4 separate regions of the Homo sapiens genome follow, and all the other regions are linked to region 2. A link is a contact called in ENCODE Hi-C or POLR2A ChIA-PET data. All regions are on one chromosome and are shown on one strand. The core of a region is the stretch at or near the end of the contact, and the rest is flanking DNA. Distances in the headings are between cores, read along the strand shown. Region 1 holds the start of YPEL1 (yippee like 1). Region 2 holds the start of PI4KA (phosphatidylinositol 4-kinase alpha). Region 3 holds the start of DGCR8 (DGCR8 microprocessor complex subunit). Region 4 overlaps UBE2L3 (ubiquitin conjugating enzyme E2 L3).

Region 1 (3,751 bases), core at 964-3,463, 880 kb before region 2:
GGAACCAGGGGTGCCAAGGGATGTTTGTACCATCAAGTTCATAGTGGCATTATTTACAATAGCTAAAGTATGGAAGCAGCAAGCCAGGTGTCCACTGACAGATGCGTGGAGAAACAAAATGTGGTATCTACATACAATGGAATATCATTCAGCCTAAAAAAAGGAAGGAAACTGTGACAGTGCTACACCATCGGTGAACCTTGCAGACATTATGCTAAGTGAAATGAGCCACAAAAGTCACAGTAAGCCACAAAAAGACAAATACTAGATGATTTCACTTATGTGAGGCACCTAGAGCAGTCAAGCTCATAGGGACAGAAAGTAGAATGGGGTGGTGCGGGGCATGGGGTAGAAGGAAACGGGAGTCATTGTTTCTTGAGTCCAGAGCTTTACTTAGGCAAGATGAGTTCTGGAGAGGGATGATGATGATGGTTGCACAACATTATGAATGTATTTAATACCAGTGAACTGTACACTTTAAAATAGTTAAATGGGGCCGGGCGCGTGGGCTCATGCCTGTAATCCCAGCACTTTGGGAGGCCGAGGCAGGCGGATCACTTGAGGTCAGGAATTCGAGACCAGCCTGGCCAATATGGTGAAACCCCGTCTCTACTAAAAATACAAAAATTAGCCGGGCCTAGTGGCGGGCAACTGTAGTCTCAGCTACTGGGGAGGCTGAGGCAGGAGAATCGCTTGAGCCCAGGAGGAGGAGGTTGCAGTGAGCCAAGCTCACACCACTGCACTCCAGCCTGGGCGACACAGCGAGACTCCTGTCTCAAGGAAAAAAAAAAAAAAAAAAAAAAAGGCAACATCCAGCCACAATCTAAGTTATGAGTCAGGTGTACATTTAGCGACTTGAAGAGATCTTTACATACACAGTGGGTTGCAGAAAACAAGAGAATACGTCCAGAGGACGCTGATAACAATGTTATATACATTGTGACCTCAATAGAGGTTTTGTTGTTTTCTTGGTTTTTTTCTTTTCTTTTTTTTTTTTTTTGTTCAAGAGGAAGGGTCTCGCTCTGTCACCCAGTCTGGAGTGCAGTAGCGCGATCATGGCTCACTGAGGCCTCGACCTCCTGGGCTCAAGTGATCCTCCCGCCTCAGCCTCACAGGTAGCTGGGACTACAGGTGTGCACCACCATGCCTAATTTCTTTCTTTTTTTTTTTTTGGTACAGTGTCTCACTATGTTGCCCAGGCTGCTCTTGAACTCCTGGGCTCAAATGATCCTCCTGCCTCGGCCTCCCAAAGTACTGGAATTACAGGCGTGAGCCACCACACCCAGCCTTCAAATATATATATTCAAATAATACATATCTATTTTCAAATAATATATATTTTTTTAAAGAAGGGATACGGAACCAAGAAAACAGTGACATTAGAGGCGTGGGGGTGGCGCAGGCTGCCGGGGCGTCGGGAGCACTACCCAGAGGAAGGGGCTTTCTGTAGGGTCTGACGCGGCAGTCCTGGAGCAGAGCGAGGGGCCAGACGCAGACCCGGGGGGTCCTCCGTGGCGAGGGGGTCCTAGGGGGTTAGGTCCTTGGGTTCAGAGAGGGTGGTGGGGACGGGACAGCACGGACGACCGCATTCTGGGGACCCGGCCGCGGAGGGGTCCGGCCAAGGCGGGCCCTGGTCAGGCGCACACAAGCTCGCCTCGGCCTCCACGTCCGTCCCCTACAACGCGGCCGACCGCGCGGACGGGCGGTACGTGCACGGCGCTGGACGAGGAGGCTGCGCGCAAGCTCGCCTCAGCCTCTGGAGCTGCGGGCCCTGCACGCCCTCGGCCCATCCCCGCGAGCCGGAGGAACGAGTGACCACCACCGCCAGCCCCGCCGGCCGAGTGTCCCTGCCCAGCCAGCCTGCGTCCGAGCGCGGCGCTCCTCGCGGAACCCGCCCCTGCTCTCGCCCCGCCCCGCGCGGCCCCGCCCCCGTGTCCCTCGGCCCTTACAGGCTGGCTCCGAGGCCGCGCCCGGCGGGTCAGCCAATGGGAGTGCGGCGCGCCCCGCGGCACGTGGGCTCCTGCCCGTCCCGGCCGGGTGCGAGCTGGCGGAGCTCCTTGGCCCGGAGCGCGCGGGGCGGGGGCGCGCGGGGCAGGCGGGACGCGGGGCGGAACGGAGGCAGGATGGGGGCGGGGCGCTGGCGACATGGCGCGCTGATTGGCCGGCGCCGCGCTCCAAGGCTGTTAACGGCGTCTGGGCCGGGCTACGGCTCCAAAACAAAGGGCAGGCGGCCCGCGGGGCGGCGGCGGGAGGATGCCTCGCGCCCTGCCTAGGCGTTAACGGCCTCAGCGCGTCCCGGGCCGCGCCGGGAACGCCTGAGAGCCGAGCCCGCGCTGACCGGGGCCCGGGCCGGATGGGCGCTGCGGGCCGGGGCGCGGACCGCGGAGCGGCCGTGAGTACGGGCGGGCCTGGCTGCAGCTGCGCGGGCGGTTACTTTGTGGCCACCCAAGGATACTGTGGCTGCGGGCGGGCCCGGGAAGCACCTGTTGGGCGTCCGGGCGGGCGGGGGCGCGAGCAGGGCGGGCCTGTGACTTTTTTGTTCCGTTTTGGATTTTGATTTGTTGATATTGGGCTCACTCCGTTTTGGCACAGACAACAACGCCTAATCTTTGATTCCCCCGCCGTTTCTTCTCTCCACCTCCCCCGCTGTCCCTCTTCTCCCGCCCCGCCGTGAAAAGATAGGGAAAATGGACAAGATCCCTGATTTTTGGATTTTCCTTCCTTAAAAAATACAGCCTCAACTGGGCAAGGAAATGAGGGCAAAAGAGGTCTCCTAGGAATGTTTATCAGAAAGGCGGAAAAGCTTTTCAAGTAGCCACATAAAGATCATGACTAAAATGGAGCGTCCTCGGTATTTACCACTTGTGGCATAGGTTTCGTTAACAGAGATTGCAAAAGCCTGAGCTTCAGAGATCTAAACAGGGTCCGCCTCCCCCATGCTTGGCTCTGATTGACATCTTTGATGTCCAAATTATGTGCTGAATTCTAAGGATGGAAAAAAGGCTGAGATTCTATTTTAGGCAGATAATGAACATGGAAGACATCAATTTCCCCGCCCCACGCTTTTTCTGTTCCGTTGCATTTCTTCTTCCTCTATCTAAAACATACCCACCTTAACCTGATGTTTCCTTTGCTAAGAATGTTATTCTTCCCACCCACCAGCCCCTGACACTCCTAATTCCCTACTCAGGTCCCAAGACTAGGTTTACCACCACTGGGGAGACTTTCCAGGCACCTCACCTGAGCAAGCTATAGATGTGACAAATGTTTGCTGAGCCCCTGCCAGGTGCCAGGAGCTGTGCTTAATCCTGATGTCATTTTGTCTTACAATCATGCACTGGTCCCCCTCAGGGCTCTTGCGAGGCAATGGTAGTGGCATGTTTGAGGAATAAGAGGATCTCCAGGACCTTCATGGTGTTTCCTCTTGGGCCCTACAGGGTAGAGTCTCATCTACTTGTGGGAACCCCTACGGGTTGGGCCCATATTGAGCATTTATATAATAACTGAGCGCTCTTAATTACCAATCTGAGCAATAGTCTTCTTTTAAAATAACTTCTTATTTTGGAAAAACTTTAAATTTACATAAAGGTTGCAAAGATAGTACAGACAATCCCAATATATCCTACACCCAGTGCTCCCTATCCTTACCCCATCCTACACTGCTGTGGTACACTTGCCAATATGAAAAACACCTGGGTGCATTCTTGTCACTAAACTGTGGGTATTAAGCCTTTTCACCTTTGAATCACTG
Region 2 (3,654 bases), core at 812-3,311:
GAGACGCAGTTACCCCTGCTGGTCTCAAACTCCTGGGCTAAAATGATCTGCCTACCTCAGCCTTACAAATTGTTGGGATTACAGAAGTACAACCGCGCCTGGCTTATACATTTTTTTAAACCTTTTTTTTTCTCTGTCCAAACAAAACTGTTTCATTAGCAGGCTGAAGAGAGACTGTGGTGTACAATAAAGAATCATTCTCGACCGGTATGGTGGCTCACGCCTGTAATCCCAGCCCTTTGGGAGGCCAAAGCGGGCGGACTGCCTGAGGTCAGGAGTTCCAGACCAGCCTGGCCAACGGGGCAAAACCCTGTCTCCACTACAAATACAAAAAAAATTAGCCGGGTGTGGCGGCGCACCTGTAGTCCCAGCTACTCGGGAGGCTGAGGCAGGAGAATCGTCTGAATCCCGGAGGCGGAAGTTGCAGTGAGCCCAGATCATGCCACTGTACCCAAGCAAGGGCGACAGAGCGAGATTCCATCTCAAAAAAAAAAAAAAAAGAAAAAGAAAAAGACCCTCCAGGATCTCGGTCTGTTGCCCATGCTGGAGTGCAGCAGCACGATCTCAGCTAACTGCAACCTCTGCCTCCCGGGTACAAGCGATTCTCCTACCTCAGCCTCCTGAGTAGCTGCGACTACAGGCGCACCGCCACACCCGGCTAGTTTTTTTTTTTTTTTAATTTTAGTGGAGACAGGGTTTCACCATGTTGCCCAGGCGGGTCTCGAACTCCTGAGCTCAGGCGATCCGACGCCTAGGCCTCCCAAAGTGCTGGGATTACAGGCGTGAGTCACTGCGCTCGGCCAGAATAATTGTTATTGAAGGTACTACTCTCTGAAATCTAAGGATGGGAAGAACTGATGAAGATGAGTTGGAGCAACAAACTCTTAACCCGCACACTATTTGTCTAGGATTTGGGAAGTAAAGGTAAGACCCTGGACTCAATCAAACCCAGGCTTTGGTCAACTAGGCAGCTGTCTGGGCTGAAGGGACTTCAATACCTCTATTGGTTGGTTAGGTGGAGATGTCAATGATGCGGGAAGAACTCGTGGACCACCTGCCCTGATGCTTCAGGGTATCACCTGACACTCGCAGGCACATAGTCCTCTCTTTCTGGCTCACTCCGGAAGGAATGGCCAAAACCCTGTGCCAGATTTTGCACAGGAAATAATGTCGAAGAAACGGACTCTCCATTTCCCAAACCTAGGACCTGCTGTTCAGAATTTTTACTCACCTGGACAGAAAATAATCTGGCGTTTCCCCGTGAGCTAGGCGTAAGAAAAAAAAAATCAACGAAGCAGACTAATAGCTAAGGAAGATTTCTGGGGTAAACTGCCCTCTTCAAGTACTCCAGATGCACATACCTTTACATAGTTAACAGATTGTTACCACCATCGAGTCACTAAGGTGCAAGAATCTATGCTAGGCAACTTGAGAATTCTCAAAAGATTGTGAGCAAAACATTTCTCGTCTCCGTTTGACAGCACAGAGACCGGCGAGTCCACACCAGCCCTGCCCCAGGCTCACCTCGGAAGAGGCGACCCCAACCTTCTCGGACTCGTACATGAGGGCCAGGGACCTGCTGGTGCTGGCGGCCGTGGCCTCAGCCCTGCGGAGGACCTCCTGCCGCAAGTACTGCTGCCTGTCCGCGGGCGCGTCGGGCCCGTCGGGGAGGTCTCGGGCGTCCCTCCAAGGGGCCGGCCGGGCGCCTTCGTCCTCCCCGTCGTCGTCGAACGGATTGTAGCTTTTAGGGTAAGCTGACATGGTGCCGGCGCGGCTCTCGGTCTGGGAAACAGAAGGAGGAGCCCCACTGCCGCCGCCGTCCAGGGCCTCGCCCCGCCCGCCGACCCCGCGGTCGTCGCGCGAACTCCTTCCGCGCGTCGCGCGCAGGTGGCCCCGCCCTCGGAGCCGACCATCGCGCAGGTCGGCTGGGGGGGGCCCACATCCGGCGCGCGCAACCGCAGCCTACTGTCCATCCCCTCTCTCCCCTGCAGCGGTGGGCCCGCCCCGCAGCCACGCCCTATCTAGTGTCAGCAACTGAGAGGTCACGTGGCGGGAAAGCCGGATGCACCTACGCCTGCGCCCTGAGGTCGGGCGCTCGCGGGCCAGGAGCGGGGAGCCGGCGGGCAGCGCCGCGGCTCGTGAGGTGATGGCGGCGGCCCCGGCCCGGGGAGGCGGAGGCGGAGGCGGAGGCGGCGGCGGCTGCTCCGGCTCCGGCTCCAGCGCCTCGCGGGGCTTCTATTTCAACACGGTCCTGTCACTGGCCCGCTCCCTGGCGGTGCAGAGACCAGCATCCTTGGAGAAGGTAACGTCGGCGGGCTGGGCCGCGGGCTGACAGGAGGAGGGGCTGGGGTGACGAAGCGTGGAGGCGGGACGAGGGTCTGTGGGAGGCCGAGGCTGGGCTCGCCGGCAGCCTGTGCGGGAGGGGGCGCCTGAGCGGAGGGATCTAGCGGGGGAAGGAGGCCCTAGTGGGAGGGGCTGGTGAAGAGAGAGGGACCGTGGGGGAAGGGTCGGCGGGGCCTGCAGGGCCGCTGCAGGTGGGTGGTTGTGGGATGGGGGTGGGGGATGTGAGCTGCTGGCCCAGGGAGCATCTTGTGACATCGCGGAGGTGGAGGCTGGATCGTGGGCGGCTGTGCGGAGCAGTGGGATGAGCCGAGGACCAGGGGTCAAGACCTGGGGTTCTGCTTCCGATTTCACCTGCTTTTTATTCCGCGACCTTGGGAAGATGGCTTTCTTGTAAAATGGGGATGCTTTTATCTGCTTTGCCGGCTTCACCGGACTGTGGTGACCAGGAGACGAAACACTGTCTTGAAAGTGCTTTGTGACTGTAAACCAACTGCGCAGTGTTATTCTACGAGGCTGGGGGCGTTAGGTTGGGTAAAAGATTGTGCGTTTGCAGAAGGGACAGTGGCAGGGAAAGGAGAGTGAACTGTCAGTGGGCAGAGAAGTGAACTTGGAATTGCTTCAGAAGAGAAAGGTGAAGTCATGCCAGAGCAATCCTCATCTTGGGAGAAAGGTGAAAGGCAACTCAGTGGTGTGCCTTGAGATCTGGAAAGAGACAGATTTTAGAGTGGGACCTGAATTTGTTCCCTGCACTGGCACTTACTTACCATGTCCTCTTGGGTAAATTTAACTCTTAGAGCCTCTGTATCCTTATCTGTAAAATGAGGTTGTTCTTGAGAATTAAATGAGTTCTAGCATAAAGCATCTTGCACAGGTCAAGGCACAGAGTGGGTGAGCAGTAAATGTCAACTTTCTTTGCCCACCCGTGTGCGATGAGACTCAGCACAGTGTTTAGCTCTGAAAGGATGGAATTATTTTCCCACTCAACTTTTTGGCACATGGAGAGAGGATGTTTTCCGACAAGATAAGACAGTGGTGACCGGAGACCAGCCTGCTGCAGTTGGGAGTGGTTTTGTGGCTGTCTGCTGATGGATGAAGCTGAAAGGCTGTTTTAGGCACTTTTGGCAGAGTGACCTGGTCCTTGGCCTTGTCGGTTCTCATATTTGATTTTATCATGCACCTTCGGGGTGAGAAGGTCCCGGCAGATTGGTGCTAACCTGACTTCTAGCTAAAGAGGGAGTACAATGCAATGGAAAGGACATGAGTTTGGAAAATGGAACCTCTGAATTTAAATCCTGTATCACTTGCTTTCAC
Region 3 (3,318 bases), core at 405-2,904, 780 kb after region 2:
GGTGAGCTGACGGGGCCTCCTTAGGACTGCATGAAGGTGTAAGAAAGAGAGGAATCAAAGGGACTTTAGATAGGCCAAGGAATGTTTTGGCATGGGTGAAGATTTGAGTTTGGTTTGGATATGGCTACTTGGCGCCAAAGTAACACATGGAGATATGGAAGAGGTGGCCAGAAACACCAGGCTGGAAATCAGAAGAGAGGCCAGGGCTGGAGCTGTGAAGATGTCAAGGAAAGCTGGCATTAAAGTCAGGAGGCTGGGTGACATCACAAAGGAGAGGGCTACAACAAGAGAGTCTAAGACTGGGCAAGCCAGCCAGAAGCACATTTCCTACCCCAAGGTCACGGTGAGACTACAAAACAACCCCTGGGAAGTGCTCCACACAGCGCCTGGCCGCAAAGGGCTCAAAGGGGAGCTCTCTGCCCGTAGGCCTCCCCACTGCTCCAGCTGACCAAACACCGCATGCAAACCCTGCCTTGCCAACAGGACTATCGGACAGGAACGGGCTCACGGCAAGCTCCCCTGGACCCTTGGCACGGGGAGAAAACCCGTACACTTGGACAGCACCCTTCCTCCTAGCCCACTTGCTGTGTTGGCTAACAGAGGCACTGGCTGTGACGGGCCAGCACCAGTGCCAGCGCCATGGAGGCTGCCTTTTGGTCAAGTCTCTCCCGCTGCAGCCTCCCGCCCAACCCAGCGGCAGTATGACCTCATCCGTTCCTTTTGTCATCCTCCAACAGGCCTCATATCCCGCACTTAGAGGCAACACTGGGTACCCCGGGCTGGCCATTCACTCCCTTTTGTGAGTGAAGGCCTGCAGCAGGGTTTGGGCCACTCCCACAGCTGGGAGTCTAGTCTGGCCAGGAAACAGTGGATCCTCGCCTGGTGGTTGGCCTCGAACAGTCGACAGCCAAAGACAGGACTGCCGTGCAGGAACAAGGTACATGCAAGCATGCAAAAAGGCAAATCAGACTCCTGCCACAAGAAACCCAAGTCCATCGGTTGACACCAGACAGGCATCACTGTCAACAGGTTGCCACCTTCCATTTATTTCCGCCATGCTCATTGTTACAATAAAACCGTATCCCAATTATCTACGTGACACTCAACCCGTGAGCATTCTGTGGACAAAAAGACTTAGGCGACTTCTTGGATTTCCCAAACTGTGTTAAAGCCGGCAGGGTCCCAGGCGAGCACTGGCCCTGTCCACACCTTTCCCGCCTGAAGGCGATGCTAGGCTTCGGGCCCTCCGGGAGAGGAGCCTCTTTACCCGGGCGGACAGCGACGAGAGTCGGCAACGCCTGGGCCCGGGGCCCGCCCCCCAGCCCCGGAGGCGTCCCCACCCCGCGCTCTCCACCGCCCGCGGCCATGTTGCCTCACAAAGGCCGGGCTCCGCGCCCCCGCCCCGCCCGCGGCCTCGGTCCCGGAGGGAGGCGGGAGGGAAGGGCGCGCCCTCGCGCAGGCCGCGGCGCCCGCCCAACCGCCCGCGGGCGCCCCTCGCGCCCCGCACCTACCTGAGGCGCCCGCGGGCTGCCCAAGCCGCCCGCAGCCAAACCACAGCCGGGAAAGCCTCACCGACCGACCGCCGCAGCCATCTGGAAAGCCTGTCCAGGCTCTCCGGTCGCCGGCACCCGCCTGCCGCGCCGGGCGAGCGGAGGGCGGGCCTTCGCGGCGTGCGGCCAATCCCCGCGCGCGGCCGCCCCGCATTGGGGGAGCCGCAGAGCGCGCTGCGGAGGCCGCCAATCGGCGGCGCGTAGCGCGTGTGTCCGCCGCGCGCGGCCCAATAGCGCGGCCGCGCGGGAGGGACCAGGCGCCCAGGCCGCGGTCGCGCTAACAGTCGCTGCCCAGGCGGGGCTCGCTGGACTGAGGGCGGCGGCCGCGAGGAGCGCCGGGAACGGGAAGCACCGGGAATGCCGGGAGCAGGGGAGCGCGGGAAGCTCGGGGAGCGCGGGGAATGCCGGGAACAGGGAGCGCGGAGTACGCCGGGAGCGGACACGCAGACGGGCCACCTTCGGTGGACACTGCAGAAGAGACCGTGCACACACAGGCGTTACACAACCCTGTTAAAAGCATCACTGTATCAGACATCATCATTTATAAAGAACGCGTGTGCTCAACTGTCTGGCGCTGTCCCCTTTGCTAATACAGGATTTCCAAAACAGGGAGGGTTCGGCCGGGCACGGTGGTTCGGCCGGGCACGGTGGCTTGCGCCTGTAATCCCAGAGTTTTGGGAGGTCGAGTCAGGAGGATTACTTGAGCCCAGGAGTTCGAGACCAGCCTGGCTAACATAGTGAGAGCCCAGTATCTACAAATTTTCTTTCTTTTTTTTTTTTTTTTTGAGGCGGTGTCTCGCTTTGTCTCCCAGGCTGGGGTGCAGTGGCGCGATCTCAGCTCACTGCAACCTTTGCCTCCCGGATTCAAGCGATTCTCCTGGCTCACCCACCCGAGTAACTGGGATTACAGGCGCCCACCACCACGCCCGGCTAATTTTTATATTTTTGGTAGAGACGGGGTTTCACCATGTTGGCCAGGCTGGTATCAAACTCCTGGCCTCAATTGATCTGCCCGCCTCGGCCTCCCAAAGTGCTGGGATTACAGGCATGAGCCACCGCGCCGGGCCCAAAATTATTTTTAATTAGCCGCGTGGTGGCGGGCGCCTGTGGTCCGAGCTACTCGGGAGGCTGAGGTGGAAGGATCACCTGAGTCCAGGAGTTCCAGGCTGCAGTGATCCGAGATAGCACCACTTTCACTCTAGCCTGGGCGGCAGAGTGAGACTCCGTCTCAAAAAAAAAAAAAAAAAAAAGGAAAACGAGGGTCTGAGTAAGTGAGGGTACAGCTCTTCCTTAGACTAGCTTTCCTGTCAATAAATGTGGAAGGAATAGTGGAAATAGAAAAATTTTCCACTGGGTAGCCACCCCAATAATAGCTGCTGTAGACGAAAATCTTGAGTGATAAAAATAGTGGGCCGGGCCCTGTGGCTCACGCCTGTAACCCCAGTACTTTGGGAGGCCGAAGCAGGCGGATCACCTGAGCTCAAGAGTTCCACACCAGCTTGGGCAACGTGGCGAAACCTTATCTCTACTGAAAATACAAAAAGTAGCCAGGCGTGGTAGCAGGCACCTGTAATCCCAGCTACTCGGGAGGCTGAGGCAGGAGAATCGCTTGAACCCGGGAGGTGGAGGTTGCAATGATCTGAGATCGGGCCACTGCACTCCAACCTGGGTGACAGAACGAGACCGTCTCCAGAAAAAATAGTGAGCAAGGCCAGGCACAGTGGCTCATGCGTGTAATCCCAGCACTTTGGGAGGCCGAGGCGGGCGG
Region 4 (3,827 bases), core at 922-3,421, 730 kb before region 2:
AAACTCTGTCTCGAAAAAATAAAAAAATAAAAAAATAAAGTAGGGATGATAAACACAAGGTAAATTTCACAAGAATTATAAAAATATGGCAAGATGGAACTCAACTGTAACATGAGAGTGAAAAACTGTATCTTGCTCAAGAAAAAGGAGAGGAAGCAGTCAGTGAGGAGCACTAAGGGCAGGGGTGCAGAAAGGACACTTACTGGTGCTTTGGTATCAAGGAGATCCAGGGGATCCACAGACAAAGATAAAAGAAATACTGCCATGGGAGTGAGCCACACACCTGGCCAGAAAGAAGAATGGGCAACCCTGAGGATGCTAATGACAGCAGGGTTGGGAAGCTCAGAGAATCCTAAGTAGGGTTATCACATAAACTCCCAACTTACCTTGCCGTCAAGTTAAGCTCTCCAAAGACAGAAAAGGCAACCTCCTTTACATGATTCTAACCAACAAGGAAGAACTGATTATAAGGCAAAAGTGAGAGAAACAGGCAAACAAACAAACAGGCCCTGACATCTTCAGAGAATGATGAGCATACCATAGTAGAAAGTTTCTCAACAGGGTGTTGCTGGCATCCAGATACGACTCTGCACTTGAGCCTCCCAAGCCCTTACCCTGAGACAGATGCCAGGCACTGTGACCAACCCACCCCAATTTCCCAACATCCTCTACAGCTTCTACTGAGAACCACGGGCACTATGAGTGGCCAGGATGCTAAAAGACCTGCACTGCACAAGACGGTCCTGTGGACAGAAACTATTTAGCCCAAAATGCCAATCATGCCGGGCGCAGTGGTTCACGCCTGTAATCCCAGCATTTCGGGAGGCCGAGGTGGGCGGATCACGAGGTCAGGAGATCAAGACCATCCTGGCTAACATGGTGAAACCCCGTCTCTATTAAAAATACAAAAAAAATTAGCCGGGCATGGTGGCGGGCGCCTGTAGTCCCAGCTACTCGGGAGGCTGAGGCAGGAGAAAGGCGTGAACCCAGGAGGCAGAGCTTGCAGTCAGCCAAGATTGCGCCACTGCACTCCAGCCTGGGTGACAGAGCGAGACTCCGTCTCAAAAAAAAAAAAAAAAAAAAATTCCAATCATGCCTCCACTGAGGAAAACAACTTCAAGAAGATAAATTCAGGCCAGGCGCAGTGGTTCACACCTGTAATCCCAGCATTTTGGGAGGCCAAGGCAGGCAGACTGCTTGAGCCCAGGAATTCAAGACCAGCCTGGCCAACATGGCAAAACACTGTCTCCACTAAAAAAAATACAGCCCGGGTGCAGTGGCTCACGCCTGTAATCCCAACACTTTAAGAGGCCAAGGCAGGTAGATCACGAGGTCAGGAGTTCAAGACCAGCCTGGCCAAGATGGTGAAACCCCGTCTCTACTAAAAATACAAAAAATTAGCCGGGCGTGGTGGCAGGCACCTATAATCCCAGCTACTTGGGAGGCTGAGGCAGAGAACTGCTTGAACCCAGGAGGCGGAGGTTGTAGTGAGCCAAGATTGCGCCACTGCACTCCAGCCTGAGTGACAGAGCAAGACTCTGTCTCAAAAATAAATAAATAAAAATAAAAAATAAAAAAAAGTAGCCAGGCATGGTGGTACATGCCTGTGGTCCCAGCTACTTGGGAGGCTGAGAGGTGAAAGCGGAAGAATCACCTGAGCCCTGGCAGTCAAGGCTGTGCAGTGAGTCAAGATTACAACCACTGCACTCCAGCCAGGGCAACTAGAGTGAGACCCTATCTCAAAAAAAAAAAAAAAAAAAAAAGAAAGAAGAAAAATTGGAATCATTCAGAGATCAGTTCCATCTGAATATCTGAGACTCAAAAGGCCAGATGACTCAAACCCTCAAGATGGTTGTAAACCCTCAAGCAAAACTGTGCCCCGATAACTGAGAATGGTCCTGACAGTGAAGAATTAGGGAAGGAATTGAAGGAAACCAATGTAAATTCCAAGAAGTGGAATTCAAAAGGATGTTACAAATGACAGAAGAAAGGACCTGATAAAAACCGCAAGAGCAGCCCAGCTCTAGAACAGAGTTAGGAAGACCAAAGCCAAGAATGACAGATGCTTACAAATAACACTCCCACAAAGGTTTGTTTCAGTTCTGCTCAGAGCAAGAAGCAACCCAAGTCAGCTGCTCAGGGCTGATGGTGCAGTGCTGACAAAGAGAGAGTTCAAGGGAAAGCACCAGGCAGCTCACACATTCCTTCTCTTGATGGGGACAGCAGGCTTCCCAACCAGGGCAGGTGGTGCAGGAGAAAGAGAGCAATGCTTCTCAGAATGAGGTCCACTTCGGAGCCCAAGTAGACTTCAGTGTATAGAGGGGAACTGAAAAAGCCCAGGGGTGCCACCCAGCTCCTGAAAATGGAAAACACCCATGCCCCAAACTCAACCCCAGAGAGCTTGATGCCCACTCCAGGGCAAAGTGTGAAGCATGGCAGAGAGGGATGGTTACTTAACAGCTTTGCAAGCACTAACAGGAGAGATGGGCCCTGGGCCCCAGCAGAAGGCCACGGACTCAAGTCCTGAGAGGAGATGGGAGAACAGGACACTGCTGTATATAGCCAGTGCTCAGTCACACAGCTCAGATGTACACACCTGCGTCTTGGCAAAGCAGTTAACAAAGTTCCTCTTTTGCTTCTTTTTGGGGTCTACAATGAGGCCTAGAAAACTGTTCAAAATCTCCCCAGGTAACCCTCACACAAGGCCAGGTTTCAGAACCCCTCAGGAGCCACTAATCAAGAAATCTAGGCGAGGCGCGGTGGCTCACACCTGTAATCCCAGCACTTTGGGAGGCCAAGGCGGGTGGATCACGAGGTCAGGAGATCGAGACCACATGGTGAAACCCCGTCTCTACTAAAAATACAAAAATTAGGTGGACATGGTGGCGCCTGCCTGTAGTCCCGGCTACTCGGGAGGCTGAGGCAGGAGAATAGCTTGAACCAGGGAGTCGGAGGTTGCAGTGAGCCGAGATCGCGCCACTGCACTCCAGCCTGGTGACAGAGCAAGACTTCGTCTCAAAAAAAAAAGGAATCTATGCCAGCGCCAGGCGTGGTGGTTCATGCCTGTAATCCCAGCATTTTGGGAGGCCAAAGCAGGTGGATCACTTGAGGCCAGGAGTTTGAGACCAGCCTGGCTGACATGGTGAAACCCCATCTCTACTAAAAATACAAAAATTAGCCAGGCATAGGGGTGCATGCCTGTAGTTCCAGCTACTCGGGAGGCTGAGGCATGAGAATTGCTTGAACAAGTGAGACAGAGGTTGCCGTGAGCCAAGATCACACCATTGTACTCCAACTCCAGCCTGGGCGACAGAGCGAGAACCTATCTTAAAAAAAAAAAAAAAAAAAAAAGGCCGGGCACAGTGGCTCACACCTGTAATTCCAACGCTTCAACACTCTGGGAGGCTGAGGCGGGTGGATCACTTGAGGACAGGAGTTTGAGAGCAGCCTGGCCGACATGGTAAAACACTGTCTCTACTAAAAATACAAAAATTAGCCGGGCATGGTGGTTGACTCCTGTATTCCCAGCTACTTGGGAGGGTGAGGTTGGAGAATCACTGGAATCCGGGAGGTGGAGGTTGTGGTAAGCTGCAATCACACCACTGCACTTGAGCCTGGGTGACAGAGCAAGACTCCGTTTAAAAAAAAAAAAAAAAGGCTGGGTGCAGTGGCTCAAGCCTGTAATCCCAGCACTTTGGGAGGCCGAGGTGGGCGGATCACTTGAGGTCAGGAGTTTGAGAACCAGCCCGGCCAACAAGGTGAAACCTCATCTCTACTAAAAATACAAAAATTAGCTGGGCATGGTGGCGTGCACCTATATATAGTCT

Evidence for each region. Hi-C counts contacts between places; a loop is a spot of excess contacts on that map. ChIA-PET counts read pairs that join two places held with the same protein, here RNA polymerase II (POLR2A). Pooled maps may share reads with other maps.
Region 1: a loop to region 2 is called in a map of B cell, with 14 times the contacts of the local background. The contact joins the promoter of YPEL1 here to the promoter of PI4KA in region 2. A Hi-C loop is called at or near these places in 2 of 168 maps with a recorded cell type or tissue (B cell and naive thymus-derived CD4-positive, alpha-beta T cell), 2 of 37 single-sample maps with no recorded cell type and 5 of 50 pooled maps.
Region 3: a loop to region 2 is called in a pooled map, with 9 times the contacts of the local background. The contact joins the promoter of DGCR8 here to the promoter of PI4KA in region 2. A Hi-C loop is called at or near these places in 5 of 50 pooled maps. POLR2A ChIA-PET finds 5 or more read pairs at or near these places in 2 of 52 experiments (AG04449 and T-cell).
Region 4: a map with no recorded cell type shows a loop between it and region 2 (9-fold over the local background). The contact joins the enhancer-like site here to the promoter of PI4KA in region 2. A Hi-C loop is called at or near these places in 1 of 37 single-sample maps with no recorded cell type and 1 of 50 pooled maps. POLR2A ChIA-PET finds 5 or more read pairs at or near these places in 1 of 52 experiments (BJ).

What each region holds. Positions count from the first base shown.
Region 1 is chr22:21,734,256-21,738,006 of GRCh38, reverse strand. YPEL1 (yippee like 1) reads left to right here and starts at 2,213. Exons shown (of 5, transcript NM_013313.5): 1 at 2,213-2,392. RefSeq lists silencers at 1,645-2,494, 2,515-2,564.
Region 2 is chr22:20,857,218-20,860,871 of GRCh38, reverse strand. It overlaps PI4KA (phosphatidylinositol 4-kinase alpha), which reads left to right and starts at 2,061. Exons shown (of 55, transcript NM_058004.4): 1 at 2,061-2,302. The coding sequence starts at 2,147. SNAP29 (synaptosome associated protein 29) reads right to left here and starts at 1,865. Exons shown (of 5, transcript NM_004782.4): 1 at 1,525-1,865. The coding sequence starts at 1,761. RefSeq lists an enhancer at 1,134-1,943 and silencers at 1,623-2,382, 2,403-2,452.
Region 3 is chr22:20,078,577-20,081,894 of GRCh38, reverse strand. DGCR8 (DGCR8 microprocessor complex subunit) reads right to left here and starts at 1,654. Exons shown (of 14, transcript NM_022720.7): 1 at 1,512-1,654. RefSeq lists an enhancer at 836-895 and a silencer at 1,156-1,775.
Region 4 is chr22:21,586,400-21,590,226 of GRCh38, reverse strand. All of the region lies in intron 1 of UBE2L3 (ubiquitin conjugating enzyme E2 L3), which reads right to left. Among named protein-coding and RNA genes, the nearest start is that of UBE2L3, 21 kb to the right of the region's middle. RefSeq lists a silencer at 2,011-2,070. Within about 2 kb of position 2,171, at least 4 of the 41 ENCODE cell types and tissues checked have a DNase peak (open chromatin) inside an H3K27ac peak, as active enhancers do.